2 separate regions of the Homo sapiens genome follow, and region 2 is linked to region 1. The links are chromatin loops, found by intact Hi-C in ENCODE. Cell type or tissue: dorsolateral prefrontal cortex. All regions are shown on one strand. Links, peaks and the distances in the headings refer to the core of each region. The heading gives the core; the rest is flanking DNA.

Region 1 (6,226 bases), core at 539-5,538:
CAGTCTATGATCCCTCGGCCATGCCGTCTACCTCTACATGCCTTAGGCTTGTACTAGCTGGCATGGCCTCTGCCTGCATATCTAAGATGGGATCCTTGACCTCATCAAATGAGGCACCTGCAAAAGTTCATCATTCTGGAGAGATTTGAAAGATATGTAATGATATTATTTTGCACTGAAACACAGGCCTGGCGTGGTGGCTCACACCTATAATCTTAGCACTTCGGGAGGCTGAGGTGGGAGGATTGTTTGACACCAGGAGATCTAGACCAGCCTGGGCAACACAGTGAGACCCAGCTGTACACAAAATACTAGTTAGCTGGGTGTATTGATGTGCTCCTGTAGTCCTAGCTATTTGAGAGGCTGAGGGCAAGAGGATTGCTTGAGGCCAGGGTTCAAGGCTGCAGTGAGCCATGTTCATATCACTGCACTCCAGCCTGGGTAACAGAGCAAGATCCTGTCTCAAAAAAACTCCAAAAACAAAATCCCCAAAACAGAAAATAAAAAAGAAACACAGCCAGGAATGCAATGTTACTTGGTTTCTCTGGGTCTCCGGATGTATGGATTAACACCTTCCTGTGAGGGGTGAGAGGAGGCGGAGGGGTGCGGCCTGCTGGACACTGGCACAGCTCCCAGCCTCATGACCGCCCCCTCCACTGCCCGCCCCTTTCCATTCGGTGGCTCCCAGCCACTGCCCTCGGCCCGGCCATCCCTTGCCCTTCCCTGCTCTCCTCTTGAGGGACTGCTCTTTCTTACTCACTTTGCTGGCACAAGGCCCTCTTCATCCCTGAAGGGGAGATGGTGAGGGGCCCACACTTACCGCCACTCGCTGTGTCTGACACCAGCCCACTCAGGCTAAGACGTGCTGCTGTAATGAAGGGGCCCAGATCTCAGAGACTGTGACCCAGAGGACTATTTCTTACCCACATGGACCGTCTACTGCGAGTCCCCTCAGCCGGGGCCTTAGGATGCAGAAGCCACAAATGGGACCTGCAAGGCTTGTGGGAGGTGAGGAGTGAAGGGAGCCCAAAATCCGGCCCCTCAGCTCTTCCTGGGGGTGCCCAGGCCATGGCCACTCAGACCTCCTTGCCAAAGCTCATCCCATCCCCAGCCTGCTGTCAACAGGGGAGGCAGGCCCCCAATAGCCGGGAGGGATGGCAGGGACTCCCAGCAAGTGGCACCCTCCATGGCTGGCTGTCCACTCGCCTTTTAGGTCCCTCCTCAGAGCCCTGTGAGGAGGAGAGGAGCGGCTCCACAGAGCTGTGGGGCCAGGCAAGCAGCAACTCAGGGTTGCTGCAGTCCTCCGGGGGGATCTCAGGGCTGAGCCCAGCAGGGGATGAAGCCAGAGTGCCCTGGAGTCCAGCTCTACCTATAGGTACAGGGATTCGGGGTGCTCAGGGGACCACACAGAGGCTGCGGGCTTGAGAGGTCAGTGAAAGTGGCAAGGAGGGCCAAAGGAGGGGGTGGGTGACCCCAGGAGGGGGTGAGGTGTTCAGAGGAGATGAGATGTTCCCAGGAGGGGGTGGGTGACCACAGGGGGGTGAAATGTTTCCAGGAGGGGGTGAGATGACCCTAGGAGGGGGTGGGGAGACCGTGACCCCAGGAGGGGGTGGGTGACCACAGGGGGTGAGATGTCCCCAGGAGGGGGTGAGATGACCCCAGGAGGGGGTGAGAGGATCCCAGGAGGGGGTAAGGTGTCCCCAGGAGCGGATGAGATGTCCCCAGGAGGATGTGGTGTGTCCACAGGAGGAGCTGGGTGGATGCAGGAAGGGGTGGAGTCACCACAGGAGGTAGGGGGACCACAGGTCGGGTGGGTGGGGTAACCACAGGACCTCAGGTGATCTATCCATTCTCACCTCACCGGAAGCAGTTTCTCGACCCTGGGAAGTCCCCTCTGTGCTCACCCCCTGAGCCTGTCTCCAGGATCAAGAAGGAGGTGCCTATCCTGGTTGCTGGACAGACCCAGACCTCCCCATTTCTGTCTCTCCCTCTAGGATCGGGGACTTTGGGGGAGTGGGCCAGCCGTCCACATGAGGGGCAGGATCGGCTGTCCAAGCCCAGAGGCTGTTGCTCACAGGTGTTCCCTGGATCCAGAGGACTGTAGGGCATGTCCCCGAATTGGGCAGTGTTATTTCAGGAAACCTCAGTGGCACAGCCTTTTGCCAGGCATGAAGTCCAGGGTCCTCAGGCTGGACGAGGCGCATCCTGAGTCCAGATGCAGAGAAGTGAAGCCGCACTTCACAGTTTTTTTCTGGAGTTTCTTAGTCATGGAGCCGTGGTGCTCGGGGGCTCTCAGATACCCTAGAGTACAGCATGATCTTTTCATAGATGGGGCTGCTCTGGTCCAGGGAGGGGAAGGCCCAGAGCAAGACCCTGGGGGGTCTCAGCTGTGGCAAGCCTTTTGCTCCTGGTCACCCTGCGATTCACAGGGGTTGACACACGCAACCTCAAGCCCTCCAGAAATGCCCTCTTGGTCATGTAGTGTAGACAGGGCACTATTCAGAACCACAGTCTCGACTTCAAGTCCTGTCTTTGCCGTTTATGGCTGTGTGCCCTGGGGAATTGATTTAACCTCTCGGAGCATCTAAAATTGGGTTGCAGCTGCCCCATCACATCGAAGGGTGACTAGAAGACTGGACTGCCCTTTTCTGTTATCACTGGGTGTGTGGAGTTGATGGGAGAGAAGCAGTGCCTTTCATCTGTTCTGAAGCTGTGTTCACTCTCAGCACTTCAGAGTCAGGAGCTGGGCGGGCGGCAGGTGATTCTGCACACTTTCACCTGGAACCTGACTGGACGACCCCAGCCCTCAGTGTTTCCAACAAACCACTGAAGGACCACGAGGAAGAAGCCAGCGTCTGGGATGGTGTCCAGAACATTCTGCTGACACCTGCTGGTATGATCAAGGAAGCACCAGCTTCGACCTCGCAGAAGGGCACAGAATGGAATCTGGAGAAAGACAGCAGACGTTCTATCAGAAGTGCCATGCCACCCAGTCCTGCTGGCAAAGTGGACAGCATGGTGTGCAAAACCTGGGCATTACTGTCTCAGAATCAGAAAGGGACTCCGGCGCCTCCCTCTTGCTCAGTCTCTCTCTCCCTGCTCCCCCCCACCCCGTGATATTATTAAGGAAGAGAAACATGTTTTTAGGGACAGAAGAGGGCAGCTCTTTCTTCTGCCCTAGGGACAAGTTACTCCCAATGATTGGCAGAGCATTTGAGTCCTCGCCTCTTCCTTATGTCTCCCTGGGATTCTGTGACCTGAGAAGACAGCACAGGAATCCGTTGTATGCACAATACACACACCTGTTCTGTCAATTAAAGCAGGGAGATCATTCAAATGCAGTAGCAGTCCTCGTGAGGCCACCTGCTCTCCGCTACCAAGCCTGGGGCCCTCCCTGGAGATGACAGGGCAACCCTCCAGTGTACGTCCCTCCTGAGGGCTTCTGCTTAATTCACTTTTGTGTAATTTGAGCTTCATCTGTGAGTTAACACAAATGGATGACATGAAAAGTGTCCCATGGATTCAAGCTTCTGTGACATGCTTTTTCCACTTAGCAATGTAATCCATATTAATGCATATAGGACGACCTCATTTCTAAACTGCCGAATAGGGATCATTTATTTACACTTTTCCATGTTGCTAGACACTGGGGACATTAGTAGCTATGGACGAATTGCCCTCCAGAAATGCTGCACCTATTTACACCCCACCAATCCTAAACATTTTCATAATTCACAGTTTTTGCCAAACTGACGAGTGAAAAATGTGTCTTGTGTCTTGAGATTACGCATGTTTTCATGGATCCCAGTTGCCTGTGCTTCCTCTTCTTTGATTTGCTTGTTTATGTCCTCTCCCTACTTAGTTGTTGAATTTTCCTTAATCGTGTATCAGGGATTGTTTTTCCTGGTATAGCTGTGGCCAATGTTTCCTCTACACTGTAACTTGCCTTTTAGGTTTGCAATTAGTGTCTTTGTATGTTTGTTTTTGAGACAGGGACTCTCTCTGTCATCCAGGCTGGAGTGCAGTGGTGCCATCATAGTTCGCTGCTGCCTCAACCTCCTGGGCTCAATCTATCTTCTCACCTTAGCCTCCTGAGTAGCTGGGACTATAGTCACATGCCACTATGCCCAGCTATTTTTTGCTAGTTTTTGTAGAGATGGTATATTGCCCAGGCTGATCTTGAACTCCTGGACTCAAACAATCTGCCTGCCTCAACTTCCCTAAATGCTGGGATTACAGGTGTGAGCTATCCTGCTTTGCCTAGTGTCTTTTATTCTATAGAACATTTTTGTTTTAAATTTGATGTGGTCAAATGTATTAATCTTTCATTTGTAGCTTTTATAATTCATGTCTTAAGAATGACTTTTCTGCTGGCCAGGTGTGGTGGTTCACGCCTGTAATTCCAGCAGTTTGGGAAACCAAGGTGGGTGGATCACTTGAGGTCAGGAGTTCGAGACCAGCCTGGCCAACGTAGTGAAACCCTGTCTCTACTAAAAATGCAAAAATTAGCCGGGGGTGGTGGCATACACCTGTAGTCCCAGCTACTCGAGAGGCTGAGGCAGGAGAATCGCTTGCACCCGGGAGCGGGAGGTTTCAGTGAGCTGAGATTGCGCCACTGGACTCCAGCTTGGGCGACAGAGCAAGACTCCATCTCAAAAAAGAAATGACTTTTCTACCTCAATATATATCCTTTTATATTTTCTTCACTTATATTTTTGCATATTTTCTTTAAGTTTTATAATTTTCTTTTTTTATGAGTTGAAGGTTTTATAATTTTCTTACAATGGTTTAGATTAATACATCATCTGGATTGTTTGAGTGTTGTGAGATAGCTCTCTATCTTATGTTACAAATATAGTGAGTCAACCCAGAACCATTTTTTGAATAGCCTATATTTTCACATTCTTTTAGTTTATAGGAAGTTACTAAATGCATGGGCCTATTTCAGGACACTGTTCTTTTTTAAAGTGAGTATTTTATATATTTATTCTTTTTTAAAATGTTATTTATTATTATTTTTTTAAATTTTTTTAGAGGTGGTCTCACTCTGTTGCCCAGGCTGGAGTGTGGTGGCGTGATCATAGCTTACTGTAGCCTCAAAATCCTGGGCTCAAACGATCCACCTGTCTCAGCCTCCTGAGTAGCTCAGACTACAGGTGTGCACACCACCACACCTAGATGATTTCTATTATTGTTATTATTTTAGGCTGAGATGGGGTCTTCCAATGTTGTCCAGGCTGGCTATATGTTTATTTTTATATATTGTTTCAATTAAAATCATTTATTGCATATTTTGTGTATCACAGAGAATCTCTGCTGCATTCTTCTCTTTTTCACACTTGTCTTTTTTTGTACATTTTCTATTTCTAATTGGCTTGTCAGTTTTATAGCGGAAATCCTGTTTGATTGTAATTGATGCCAAATTTAAATTCTACACTAATTTAGGGGAAAACTGACATTTGTACCATGTTCAATCTTCCATTGAGGAACACAGTATATCTCTATTCGTGCAATACATGCTACACTTTATAGTCTTCTCCACATTGGTACTGCTCATTTTTTGTTGGGCTTCCCCTCTATGTGCTGTAACAGTGTTGCTATCATGAATGACATTTTTCTTTTCTATGTTATAATTCATCATTGCTGATAGCTAGGAGGGCTTTGTGTAGATCTTGCCACATAGTTGAATTTGTCCTAATTATTCTTATAGTTTGTTAGTTCAATTTTCTAGACAGTGTAGAAAGTCACATTGCCTGAAAAAATGACACTGCATTTTACGATAAACCTTGTGTTCTCTTGTTCATTTCCTTCCCTGTAGTTCTTAAGTCTACTGGGGTTTTCTCACTCATTTTGATAATTTGTATTTTTTCCATACATTTTTCCATGATGCCTATGATTTCAAAGCTTTCCTCATACATATTGGGCCACGAAGACTAATTTCCTTCACCCACTTCATCTTTCCCCACATCATCTGTCTGTGTTTTCTCTCTTCTCCTGACCGTCTGCCCAAGTTGCACTACCCAGGTTGGGAACGCTCATGCAAACCCCTGAGCCTCACCTGCTTCCATCGAAACTCACAGCATCACTCCATTCTGAGGGTGAGTTTTTTTCCTATTGAATTTCTAATTTTCCCATTTATTTCTATTTCATGACTTTCTACTTTTTTCTCTGTTTTTTCATTTTTGTTTTTTTGTTTGTTTGTTTGTTTGTTTGTTTGTTTTTTGAG
Region 2 (6,226 bases), core at 426-5,425, 98 kb before region 1:
TTTCTCCCCAGTAGGCTCCTATTGTGGGTTTAAGACCCCTTTAACAACACAAGAGTGCTGTGGTTAGTGTAGAGCATGAGACTTAATTTGGATAATGAGAAGACCTTTGAGAAAGGTGGTGTATTTGAGCTTAGACCTTAAGGATTAGTGGGATTTAGGTAGACAGAAGGTTGAACAGAGTATATTTGGGGAGAGAATTAACCATGAGTGTCAACTATGTGCGTCACATCCCTGAAGGGGCAGAGAGCTTGCCACATTCCAGGAGAAAAAAGGAAGTGATGTGAGCTTAGGTAGAAGAGTGTTGCAGGCAAAAGTTGCAAGGCCTGAGGGACCCCATTGGGCCTGTGGTCCTTGTTCTGAGGTCAGTGGGAAACCACTGAGGACTTGGATGCAGGACAGTAATGAGTTTTAAAAGTACACGTGAGCCGTAGATGGGATTGCAGTAAGGCCTAGCCACTGTGCTTGGAAAACTTTTTTTTTTTTTTGAGATGGAGTTTTGCTCCTGTTGCCTAGGCTGGAGTGCAGTGACGCGACATTGGCTCACCGCAACCTCTGCCTCCCAGGTTCAAGCGATTCTCCTGCCTCAGCCTTCCTGAGTAGCTGGGATTATAGGCATGCGCCACCACGCCTGGCTAATTTTGTATTTTTAGTAGAAACGGAGTTTCTCCATGTTGGTCAGGCTGGTCTTGAACTCCTGACTTCAGGTGACCTGCCCGCCTCAGCCTCCCAAAGTGCTAGGATTACAGGCATGAGCCACTGCGCCCGGCCTATGCTTGGACTTATTTAAAAGATATATCGGTAATCTGGAATTGGCTGTTTGTACATACAGGAATTAGAATAGGAGAAATAACAATATGAGGTACAGAAAGAAAATGACAATTTGATAACTCCCATTACAAAGAAAAGAATTACTGAGTTCATAGGCTGCCATTCAACGTGTTAGGAACAGGGTAGAGCTGTGAGGCACCTTTATTGCTGAGGAAATGGAAGAGTTGAATAGGATTTAGGGATGAGGATACTGTGGAGAATGGGATCACCCAAGGGAGTTGAGTTGATTGGATTTGAGGGCTTGGGAGAAGGTCAAGGATTACTCCAGTTTCCTTCTAGAGCCTCTGGGTGCAGGTAGGGGCAGTCATGTTGCTATTGGAGTGTGACAGAAGAGAGAATGTGAGGTTTAGTTGTGGCACAGAGGAGAACCTGTGGAGTGGAGTTGTGTCTACCCGTCTAGGCTTCAGGGAGCCGAAGACTGGGGGTTTGTGTATCTCCTGACCCTGGAGATGATTATGGAGACCCTGGGAGCAGGTGAGTCCACTGAGAAGAGGACTTGGGCCCAAGCCTGATTCCCTACAGTTAATGGTTAAGGAAGGACTCAGAGACTGTCTAAGGAATTAACTGGAAAACCAACAGTAATTGCCAACAGGAGTGAAAGGGAGAGGATTTCCAGGAAAGAATGGTTAAGTAAGATGAAGATAAAAACATTTGCTCTTTTTCTTGCCATGGAGATCTGTATAGTAGGATCATGCAGTTTTTTTGTTTGTTTTTGTTTTTGAGACGAGTCTCTGTCGCCTAGGCTGGAGTGCAGTGGCACGATCTCAGCTCACTGCAACCTCTGCCTTCCAGGTCCAAGCGATTCTCCTGTCCCAGCGTCTGGAGTAGCTGGGATTACTGGCGCCCGCCACGACGCCTGGCTAATTTTTGTATTTTTAGTAGAGACGGGGTTTCACCATGTTAGCCAGGATGGTCTCGATCTCCTGACCTCATGATCCACCTGCCTCAGCCTCCCAAAGTGCTGGGATTACAGGTGTGAGGCACTGTGCCCGGCCAATTTTTCTGTATTTTTAGTAGAGACAGGGTTTCACTATGTTGGCTAGGCTGGTCTGGAACTCCTGACCTCAAATGATCTGCCTGCCTTGGCCACCCAAAGTGCTGGGATTACAGGCGTGAGCCACTGCGCTCAACCTAGGTGTCCACCACTATGCTCGGCTAATTTTTGTATTTTTGGTAGAGGCGGGATTTCACCATGTTGGTCAGGCTGGTCTTGAACTCCTGGCTCCGGTTATCCACCCTCCTTGACCTCCTAAAGTGCTGGGATTACAGGCGGTGAGCCACCACACGTGGCCTTGATCATGCAGTTTTAATGGAGGGGAGTGGAAGTGACAGTAGAGGCCTTTTGACAAGATTTTGCTGAACAAATCAACAAGTAGCTAGAGGCAAAGTTGGCACAGGGGAGGTATGACATGATTGGGTAGAACTGAGCATGTTTAATTACCAAGTAGACAGGGCTCAGTGGAGAAAGGGGAAAAGGAAAAAAAGAAGAAAGCATGGCTCCGGGGTATGTGAGGTTGGACCCAGAGCAGAGCTGTTGTTCACGATGTCCGCTGTAAGGGGCCCACTACGTGCTTACAAACTCCTGGACTCTGACTTGACTTCACAAAGTCCACTTCCAAGAGTAATGTCAACCAGCTGGAGAGGAGGTGAGAGTCTGTAAGGCTGCCCCAGACATCTGAAGGGCTTTGGACAAGCAGGGTGCTGGGGTAGGACAGTGGGCGATATTGAGGGCCCGCTTACTCTATGGCTGTTCACTCTGATTTTCTTTTTTTTTTCTTGTGTGGTGGGTTTTTTTTTGGAGTTAGTCTCGCTCCGTCACCCGGGCTGGAGTACAATGGTGCGATCTCCACTCACTGAAAACTCCGCTTCCTGGGTTCAGGTGATTCTCTTGCCTCAGCCTCCGTAGTGGCTGGGACTACAGGCGCCCACCACCACGTCCAGGTAATTTTTTTTTTTTTTTTGAGACAGAGTCTTGCACTGTCGCCCAGGCTGGAGTGCAGTGGTGCGATCTTGGCTTACTGCAACCTCTGCCTCCCAGGTTCAAGCGATGCTCCTGCCTCAGCCTCCCAAGTAGCTGGGACTACAGGTGCCCACCATCACGCCCGGCTAGTTTTTTGTATTTTTAGTCGAGACAGAGGTTTTGTCTATTGGAACTCATGATCTCAAGTGGTCCCACCCACCTCGGCCTCCCAAAGTGCTAGGATTATAGGTGGGAGCCACTGTGCCTGGCCTCACCCTGATTTCTACAGTATTTCACAACTTGGGGGCAGCATTAGCCACCAGAGAACATTTGGGAATGTCTGGAGACATTCGGTTGTCAGAACTGGAGGTGGAGGGTGCTACTGGCATCTAGTGGGCAGAGACCAGGGATGCAGCTAAACATCCTACAGTGCCTGGGCCTGCCTCCACAACACAAAGAACTGTCTGGTCCAAAATGTCAGTAGTCCTGAGGCTGAGAAATTGTAGCTTAGAGGCACCGTTTCGCCTGGCTGTGTGCAGCTGAGCCACTCAGTACATCCATGGAGTAGTCAGATATTTGTTTGGAATCTTCCAGAGCTCTGGTTTTACTGGGCGCGTACAGTTAAGAAGTTCATTGAATGAATTCCATGTATTGTGAGGAAGGAATGTAAAATGATACTTGCTCTAAGCTGGATTATGAAGAATGAGGAGAGAAAGAGGCTGTGTGGATAAGGAAGCCAAGGTCTCTACAAAGGAGGGGGATAGCAGTTGTGGTGGAGGGAGTAGGATGTGATTAGGTGGGGTTTCCTGCAGGGAATGGTGAAATCATTGGAGGTAGGAGTCCAGGAGAAAATGGTTAGTGGATTATGGCTTCATCTCCCCTACCCGGAACGATGGCTGGACCTAAGGCTAGGAACAGAACTCGAGGGAGGCCTTCAGATACTTTTCATGAGTGAGGAGCAAGACCAGGGTATGGTCAAAGACAAAAGGACAGGCGGTGCCTAGCCTGACCCAGTGTTGGGAATGGAATTGCATAAGAAGCCCCCACCTGTAATTGAGCTGTCCCAGACCCATTATCCCAAGAGACACAATACAAACTTGCCCTGACTCTCCAAGGAGGAGCTTCTGAACTGTTAGCACAGAATTCCCTCCGTGGACAGGAGAGGAAGAATCTGCTGTGACCTTGCTCTGCCAGATCAGCATGTTGCAGTGGCCATATGCAGGGGATTTAGATAAGGCCCTGGGGAGGCGGAGACCATTACTTTCTAAGGTGGAGGCTAAACCCCAGGGTTTGTTGCAGACCCAAAGCACAGTTTGAGAATTGGGGATAGGATTATTTATGCCCAATCATTTGCCGTTCAGGATTATTTTATAAAAGTTGATGGAGTTTATGTACATAGTCAATAATTTGAGGTGGGCAATGAGCAATCCAGGTTAGGCTCCCCTTGACTCTCTTCCCAGAGGCTTCCATGTTCCACTCTCATTAGCAAGGGTGACATCTTTTAGTTAGGCTGTATACTTTGAAAGCCCTTGCATTCCAAATCACAGTTCGTGAGTAAATGCCGAGTGTTTGGTCTTGGTGATGTGTTCAGGATATCACATACTGTTCTGTTTCATTTGTGCCATTATGCTTGTTATTGGGAGAGGAGACACATCTTGTTATCTTTATAATCTGGTGTAGACACAGGTAAATTTGAAAGATTTACACAATTATCCTTTTAGACGTTGTCAATTTGAAATGATGAAGCACTGTATGATAATATGTCATTATCTGCAATGGCTACATCAAACTTTAAAATTACTAATTTTCCCTGAAGCTAGTGCAGTTGAGCATTTATTTAGTATGAATTTGCTTTTCCTTTTCTTAAATTACACTTACCTTTACTTTTTGTCTGTTTTTTAAATTGTGGGGTTTTCTTATGGAGCTTTTTTCCCCACATGATGAGCCCATATTTCTTGAAAAGGCCACCAGCTATATCTATTATGCTTGATGTAAAATGACACTTTGAAACATTCGATTTCCAGCTGTGCATGGTGGCTCACGCCAGTAATTCCAGCACTTTGGGCAGCTGAGGTGGGCGGATCACCTGAGGTCAGGAGTTCAAGACCAACCTCGCCAACATGGTGAAATCCCGTATCTCCTAAAAGTATAAAAAATTAGCCGTGCGTGGCGGCTGGTGCATGTAATCCCAGCTACTCAGGAGGCTGAGACAGGAGAATTTCGTGAACCCAGGAGGCGGAGGTTGCAGTGAGCCGAGACAGCACCACTGCACTCCAGCCTGGGCGACAGTGAGACTCTTGTCTCAAAAAAAAAAAAAAAAAAAAAAATTCCATATACTCCTATGCTCTTTTTGAGCGTCACCCTTGACAGTGTTCATATAAAAATACGTCTTTGGCCCCATGATACTGCAGTGTTTTTCTTGCTTGTGACTATGTTATAGACCCTGCTGTCTAGGTCAGCTGCTCCTCTTTCTCAGAAGACTGCCTTCCAGTGTGTGGTTGGCCTTACTCTGAGTTTGGACTTCAGGTGCCATGTACCACCCTGGTGGGAAGGGCATTTCTCAGCCCTCTTGCGATTGCCCTTTCTTCCCGATGCCCTCTTCCAGATCTTCAGCACAAGGCAGCAATTCTGCTATATTTTATGTGAACCTGTGAATCATCTGATCTGGTTTCTCCATTTATTTGCAGTGCACATAACTAAGTCTGCTGGTGAATTTGTCTGCTTGTCTGTATATGTCATCAGTTTGGCCTCATACTTGACTGGTATTTAGTTTGAATTGACAATTTAGGAGCAAAATCATAACTCCATAGACAGTGGAAGCCATTGCTGTCTTGTATCCTGGCAACATTACTGCTGATGAGAACACTAGAAAATCTTACCCTATGTTGTGGTTTAAAAACAGCCTGCTATGTTCCCATCCCTTATTTTTACTCATGAAAGTAAAAGTATCCTACCATAGACAAGCAGATTTACTAAATTTACTATTTTACCAAATGTAAGGCGTATAGTTTAGGAGGAACAACTCAGGAGCTCTTATAGGTGAACTGCCACATATTATCATGACAAATATGTGGAATAAATATAACAAGGAAATGCCCTTGCTCTAAACTGACTGAAACTTACATTTCTCTGTGTTCAAGGCACCACATTCACATGCATCGTCCTGTCTTGTAAACTCCTGATTTGTTTTTCAAACTGCCTGTGACTGATAATGTAATTTTTTGAGAGACCTGGAGTTAACTCTTAGCTCTCAATTGTATTTGGTATATTTCTTAATGTCTTGCTACCTCTCTCGTCTGTAAAATGGGGAAAATTTCTGTTGCATACTAAATAAATTTTTCTTTTTTTTTTTTCCAGCCACAAAAAAGCCACACCCAAGATCACCTGACACCCACCCTGACAAGTGTCCATGATGCTGGGCCCTGAGGGAGGTGAAGG

The links. Peaks named below come from ENCODE experiments on the same cell type or tissue, not always from the same donor. Only the 100,000 strongest peaks of a DNase experiment are listed, where the experiment ranks them.
Region 2: a loop joins it to region 1, with 7 times the contacts of the local background. A loop is called at or near these places in 5 of 110 quality-filtered maps.

The regions. Positions count from the first base shown.
Region 1 is chr10:43,290,069-43,296,294 of GRCh38, reverse strand. No RefSeq gene overlaps it. Among named protein-coding and RNA genes, the nearest start is that of RASGEF1A, 26 kb to the right of the region's middle. RefSeq lists enhancers at 1,597-2,096, 2,097-2,598. In dorsolateral prefrontal cortex, for the core only: a CTCF peak has its summit at 2,897 (motif pointing left); a DNase peak (open chromatin) is centred at 2,904.
Region 2 is chr10:43,387,856-43,394,081 of GRCh38, reverse strand. It overlaps HNRNPF (heterogeneous nuclear ribonucleoprotein F), which reads left to right. Exons shown (of 4, transcript NM_001098204.2): 4 at 6,146-6,226. The coding sequence starts at 6,198. Among named protein-coding and RNA genes, the nearest start is that of HNRNPF, 18 kb to the left of the region's middle. In dorsolateral prefrontal cortex, for the core only: CTCF peaks have their summits at 2,965 and 3,169 (motif pointing left); a DNase peak (open chromatin) is centred at 3,171; H3K27ac peaks cover 3,267 bases.